Regions from separate parts of the Mus musculus genome. Here region 2 is linked to region 1. Evidence: chromatin loops called from intact Hi-C (ENCODE). Cell type or tissue: left cerebral cortex. All regions are shown on one strand. Links, peaks and the distances in the headings refer to the core of each region. The heading gives the core; the rest is flanking DNA. Region 1 holds the start of Idnk (idnK gluconokinase homolog (E. coli)). Region 2 holds the start of Hnrnpk (heterogeneous nuclear ribonucleoprotein K).

Evidence for each region. Hi-C counts contacts between places; a loop is a spot of excess contacts. Peaks named below come from ENCODE experiments on the same cell type or tissue, not always from the same donor. Only the 100,000 strongest peaks of a DNase experiment are listed, where the experiment ranks them.
Region 2: a loop joins it to region 1, with 3 times the contacts of the local background. A loop is called at or near these places in 1 of 42 quality-filtered maps.

Annotation. Positions count from the first base shown.
Region 1 is chr13:58,157,482-58,160,385 of GRCm38, reverse strand. Idnk (idnK gluconokinase homolog (E. coli)) reads right to left here and starts at 2,737. Exons shown (of 5, transcript NM_198004.3): 1 at 2,650-2,737; 2 at 479-509; 3 at 148-234. The coding sequence starts at 2,699. In left cerebral cortex, for the core only: CTCF peaks have their summits at 1,617 (motif pointing left) and 2,806; DNase peaks (open chromatin) are centred at 1,629, 2,247 and 2,764; H3K4me3 peaks cover 1,210 bases; H3K27ac peaks cover 597 bases.
Region 2 is chr13:58,400,441-58,403,324 of GRCm38, reverse strand. It overlaps Hnrnpk (heterogeneous nuclear ribonucleoprotein K), which reads left to right and starts at 813. Exons shown (of 16, transcript NM_025279.3): 1 at 813-932. Rmi1 (RecQ mediated genome instability 1) reads right to left here and starts at 728. Exons shown (of 3, transcript NM_028904.3): 1 at 536-728. In left cerebral cortex, for the core only: CTCF peaks have their summits at 853 and 1,488; DNase peaks (open chromatin) are centred at 784, 1,094 and 1,737; H3K4me3 peaks cover 2,482 bases; H3K27ac peaks cover 1,764 bases.

The DNA of each region.
Region 1 (2,904 bases), core at 307-2,806:
TCCTGCAAAAAAGCTGTGGCAGGCTGCATCCAGGGAGGGCAGAGGTGGGTCATTCCTGGGGCTGAATTCACGGAGGAGGTTCAGATTCTAGGCTAACGGATGTGGAGGCGTCTTACAGCAATACTGGACACCCGTGGCCGATGTTACCTGGTCGCTCAGTGGTACCCCTTTCGCCATCTTTATCCGATTCTCCTCGGAGTGGTAATCATCGGCATCATAGAATTTCCATCCCAGCTTTAGGAACAAAAGGAAAGATAGACGTAGCGTCAGCATGATGGCCCCTGTGACAGCCACCAGGAGCTTCCTGGCAGGCAGGTGTAGACACCACTGGTCTGGGGCTGCCCCTCTCTCACTGATAGCTCTGATTTACCACTACCAGGAAGAAACCTGGATGACCATGTTGAGGTATCTGCACAAACATAGGCCAGAAGAAAGGGAGGAAGCCGTGGACAAGAACACAGTGGGCAAGGAGAGTTACCTTGGAGGCCAGCAGCGCACCCACAGTGGATCTGTGGAGAGAATACAGACATTGTTATTTCTGCCTAACACATATGAGTGCCAGCTGTTCTGAAAGAGTGCCTGAGAGATGCACAGCTGAGATTCAGGCTCCTTCATGGTCGCAAAGCAGACATGCCCTTAGCCATGGAGTCTAGAGACGGTCTTCACTGTCCTTAGGAATACTGGTGAAGGTGTATTAGCCAGAAAGCAATGTATCATATCTAACTAAAACTCTGAGCTAGGGGTGGTAGCACATACCTGAGATCCCAACACTTGGAGGCAAAGGCAGGAGGATCTCTCTAAGGAGATCTCTAGCCCACACAGGCTGTCTTATGTAGACACTGTCTTAAAAAATAATTCCACACACACACACACAAACACCAGGTAAAGGTTTTTTTCTCAATAATGTTTTGTAGCTCTGTGGTAGATATAAGAAGTGGAGGCAGGGAAATGGACAGTTGGTTCTAGACTATTGGATAGCACACGGAGATGCTAACTCAAAAACCCAAAACTAGCCAGGTATGGTGGTGCACGCCTTTAATCCCAGCACTAGAAATCAGAGGCAAGTGGATCTCTGAGTTCAAGGCCAACTTTGTCTACAATATGAGTCCAGGACAGCCAGGGTTCTGTTACTCAGAGAAACCCTGTCTTGAAAAACCAAACCAAACCAACCAACCAACCAACCAAAAATAATGAGAGAATGTTTTAGTCCCTACTGCATAAATGTTTATATTTTAAGAGAGAACACTGAATGAATGAAGAAAATTGTGCTTTTATCAAAGATTCAAGAGAGAGTTTTTTTTTCCTTTAAATACTACTGAGTTTATTTTTTTGTTGGCCAACTACTCCCCAGGATGGGACCTGCCCTGAAGTGTGGTTGATACATCCAATGAGAGGGGTTTAATAAAAAGTTTAAATGCCAGCACACTGTAAAGTTCGGAGGCCCGTAAAATCTCAAAGCACTGCTAGCTTACCAGATACACACAATGCTGGTAAGGTAGCACAGCAGTTAGACCACTGGCTGCTCTTCCGGGGCCTCTGGATTTGGTTCCCAGAATCCAGATGGCAGCTTGCAACCATCTGTATGGAACTCCCATTGCAGGTACTCTGGTGCCCTCTTCTGACCACCGTGTGCACTGCACCCTTGTGGTACTCAGACCAAAACCCCATAGACACAAGACACACCAACAGGAGCAGAGATGGATCCCGTGCCATCAACACCCTCCTCCATCTCTCCTGTAGAGTTCCCCTTAGTTTTTCACCCTGCAGTACCTGTCACTCAACTGAGTTCTCATTCAGCGCCTCTATCGACTCCCCAGCCCCTGAACTGTTTCCAAATCAGCCCAGTCCAGCCACTCCATCAGAAAACAAACACCGGTGATGCTCTCAGGCTTATCCCCCAGTCTCTACCACAAAGACAATCTGAGCTCGTACTATGGGCTTTGTGTGGTTCTGGACAGAAGTGAAAGGGTTTCTGGGTAGAGTCGTACAACAGCGGGGTTTTCGCCTCTGGGGTTTGTTTGTTCACTCTGTGGTGCTGGGAATGAACACACACACACACACACACACACACACACACACCCGGCACGACAATCAAACACTCCACCACCGAGTTACTCTGTTCCGTTTCACTTTCAGTTTAAAGAACCTTGCAGTTAGATGGCGTCTATCAAACCAAATGCCTACCGCTTGCTTGCTTACTTCTGAACCTTCCAACACTGGGCTGAGAAGAAAATGCACATTTTGCAGAGTTTTAGCAGCACTTTCATATTAACATTCCAGCCTGAGCAGGCACACGATCAAGCTTGTTTCTCACTTTTCAAAATCTATTTGGAAGAATCCAGACACTCACCTACTAGGGAGACCATGCACCCAGGCAAAGCTTTGTACAAAGACCCAGGGCGACGTTTGCCTCCTGGTTTGGGGTTCTCACCCTCCCACACTGTTCTGCGAGGTGCCACCAGGCCCAGGTTTGTAAGGCTGAGAAGGGTCGCTAGCCACGGTCCGCGGTGACCCTGGGGAGCAGCTGCCAGCGGGGCAGGACAGCAGGGGTCCTCAGCAGGGGCCGCAAAGGCATGGCTCCCAGGGCTCAGGGCCCACACAGCCTCCCAGCTCCCATCCGCCCGTCCCCCAGTCCCCCCAACGACCTACTTTCCGGAGCCGCTCACACCCATCACCAGCAGCACCCCGGGTGCCTCCATGACCGTGCTCCCAGGTCCTCAGCGCCCGCTTCCGGGGCAGGTTCCTCCCAGTTCCTGACGTCACGGGACACGCCCCCGCATCTCCAGCGCTGACCGCTGGGCGCTGCAGCCAGAGGACATCTGCAGGCATTTGCAGGTCATCATGTCCTGAAGCAAGGAAGCCACCGGGATGCAGGGACAGTGGTAGAAACAGACAGTTTACTCA
Region 2 (2,884 bases), core at 385-2,884, 240 kb before region 1:
GCGATTTACAGGGTGCTGGCCGGTGTGCACATTTTGGGATTATTCGAGGGAAAGGTAGGACAGGGTGCGCTCGCACACACGCCTCGCTAACTGGAGGTCACCCCTACAGGCTGACATCCGGACATCAGCCAGAGTCTGGGGACCGTGGAGCTCTGCTGTGAGGATGAGGAGCGAGGCGAGCACCCGCAGTGACCCTCCCTTCCCCTGGTGGGGCAGCCATGGCGGGGCAGTGTGCCTGCGAGCTTTCTCAGGGAGGGTCCCAGGGAGCGCTGCAGCACGGACGCGCGGGCATTCCCTACGCGGCGTTCCCGGGGGGTCTGCATCGCACCGGCCCAACACGGAAGTAAGCCCCGGGCTCCCTGGGAGCGGGCGCCGCTTCCAGCCCTCCCCCGCCCTCCCCGCCGGGGGAGCCGTTAGCACAGCGGGTTTCCCGGGCGCCGCGGAGGGGGCGCAGAGCCCGCAGCGCCGGGGAGGGAGGGGGCGAGCGAGACGCGACAACGGGTAGCTGCGGAACCCGGGCGGAGCACCGACCGACCTGGCCTTCCCGCCTCGCCTCGCCTCGCCTCGCACCGCAGCGTGATCCCAGGGCCGCGCGCCGCTCTCCCTCTCCCGTTCCCAGCTGGGTTCTCTTTTCCCTCTTTCACTTCTTCCCGCCCAATCGGGCGCTCACGGGGCGACCGTCCCTCCTCCAATCGCGCCAAACTCCCTCGGGGCTCGAAAATCCCCCCGCAGTCGCCCCTCCCGGCACACGTGAGCAGCGCCGCTGAAGTCTCGCGAGAGGTCTGTCACTACTCCCCTCCCCCTCACCACAGAGTGCGCGAACGAGAAAGGAGGAGGGCGCTACAGGCGACAGCGCTGCAGACGCCATTATCCTCTGCTTCTCCGCTGCACGGACGTCGCCGTCGTGCTCGTCTCCCACTCGATTGCGGCCTGTAGGTATCTGGGTGGGCTAGGGCTTCGGGGTAGCGAGTCCCCGGAGCGGGTTGGCGCCCCGGGATGGCGGCTTGGGCTATCCCCATGCCCGAGTTTTCTCAGGCCCGCGGCCTTCCAGCCCAAAGGGAGTCGCCGGCGGAAGGCGGGGTTCTCGGCGCCGTAATTGACGCGGCCACGGGCCAATCGCTTCGCGCTCGCACCACCGCCGAAGCCTGGGCAGCCAATGGGGCGCGACGCTGAAGTGGGAGGGGGTTTGTCCTCGTTCTCTGTCTAGCAGTGACCGACCGTCGGAGGCGGCGCGGCCGGGAGGCAACGGCGGACTCGCGCGGTGAGCGGGACGGGCGGGTCGCGCTGGCTGGAGCGGGGTCGGACGCCGTAGTCGGCTGTCCGGGGTGGCGTTCGGGGCGGCCGTGGCCCGCCGGGGAACGTTGCCCGGGTTCCCCTCCCCCCACCGCCGCCATTTCCCCGAGCGTGCCCCTGCGGTTGGCGTGCCGGCGCTAGGTGGCTTGAGGGACCCGGGAAGGAGAGGCCTGTGGGTTTGCGACGCGGGCGCCCCGTGTGGAGGGAGCGCCGGGCCGTCCGGTGGACTCGCGGGTGTGGTGTGTGTGTGTGCGCCCCGGCCGCCCTTTGTCCCTCCACGGCGTGGGCCTCCCTCCTCACCCCACCTCCGGGGTGGGGGGTGCTGCGCGGCGGGGCCGATGGGGCGGCCGCGGCGGCTTTGTCTCGGGTGGTGGGGGAGGTGCGGGGGACGGGCGCTCGCGAGCCCGCGTGCTGGGTGGGGGAGGGGGGTCTCGCGCGACTCCGCCTAGTCGCACGTAGTCGCCATTACGCGGGCCGCCATTTCCTGTCGGATCCGGGTGAGGAGAGGCTCGCCGCTCGGCGACGGTCGCTGGCCGCTGCTTCCAGGCCCGGCCCGTGGGCGGGAGGCGAGCGCGCGCGGTCGGTCTCGCTCGGCGGACCTGTTAACACCAGCGCGCTGTGGGAACAGCGGCCGCGGGACGAGAGGGCTGGCTGGGCCTGTTTGTGTGCGTAGACCCGGCTGATTTGCCTGAATCCATTTACCCCCGCGGCCGGGGGTTTAGCGGAGTGGCCGGCCGATCTCTGCATTTAAAGTGGTCCCCAGAGGGATCGTCATTTGCTGCCGGCGTTTTGGAATAGGAGAAGGCATGAGGGTGATGCCTCGACTTTAAGATCCTGTGTTGGTCCTTGGCTTTGGTAGGACTACGAGTTAACTGGACCAGTTGTGATGGTTTGGTTGCAGTCTTGGAGAGTTGGGTTAGAGGTAAAATTGTTGGGAAATAGCCTTTTTTACGTTGCCTAAAATAATGGTGTTGGTGATTAAAGATTCCGTGGCTTTGCTGAATAATGGTGGTCGTTTCCATCTGGTTCTTTAGATTTCTGTGTCTGAAAGTTCAATGTACCTTGTATTTGCCGCTAAGTTTTTTAAAGTTGGCAGATTTCATTGATTAGTGTTGTCAGTCACGACCAAAGGCGGGGAAAAAATTACTACTAGCCCTACTATAACACTAGTTTTGTGATAAGACGTGGTCTTTTCAAGAATTAGTCTCGTGAACAAAATTATATGTCGACTAGTTTTTCCGTTGTAATGAAATGAAGCAAGTTGCTGAGGACGGAATTACTGGTCCCCCACACCCCTTGCGGGGGGGGGGGGCGCAAGGCTCTGGTGGTGGAGGTGGTTAGGGTGTGCTTCATTGAGACAATCTAGTCTAAAAGAAGTCCATTATGCCTGTCTCTCCTCAATTATAGTTTTTAAAAACAGTTCACTTTTAGGAATATTTTAGTTTCCTCGAATCAGACCTTGTTTTTATATACTACTGTAGCACTAGGATGTCACTTGTGTGTGCTGGAAGCAGAATCCTTTTTTTTTTTTTTTTTTTTTGGAAGATTTTAAGCAAAAGAGTGTTTGCTTTCTGATAAGCCAATGTACTAG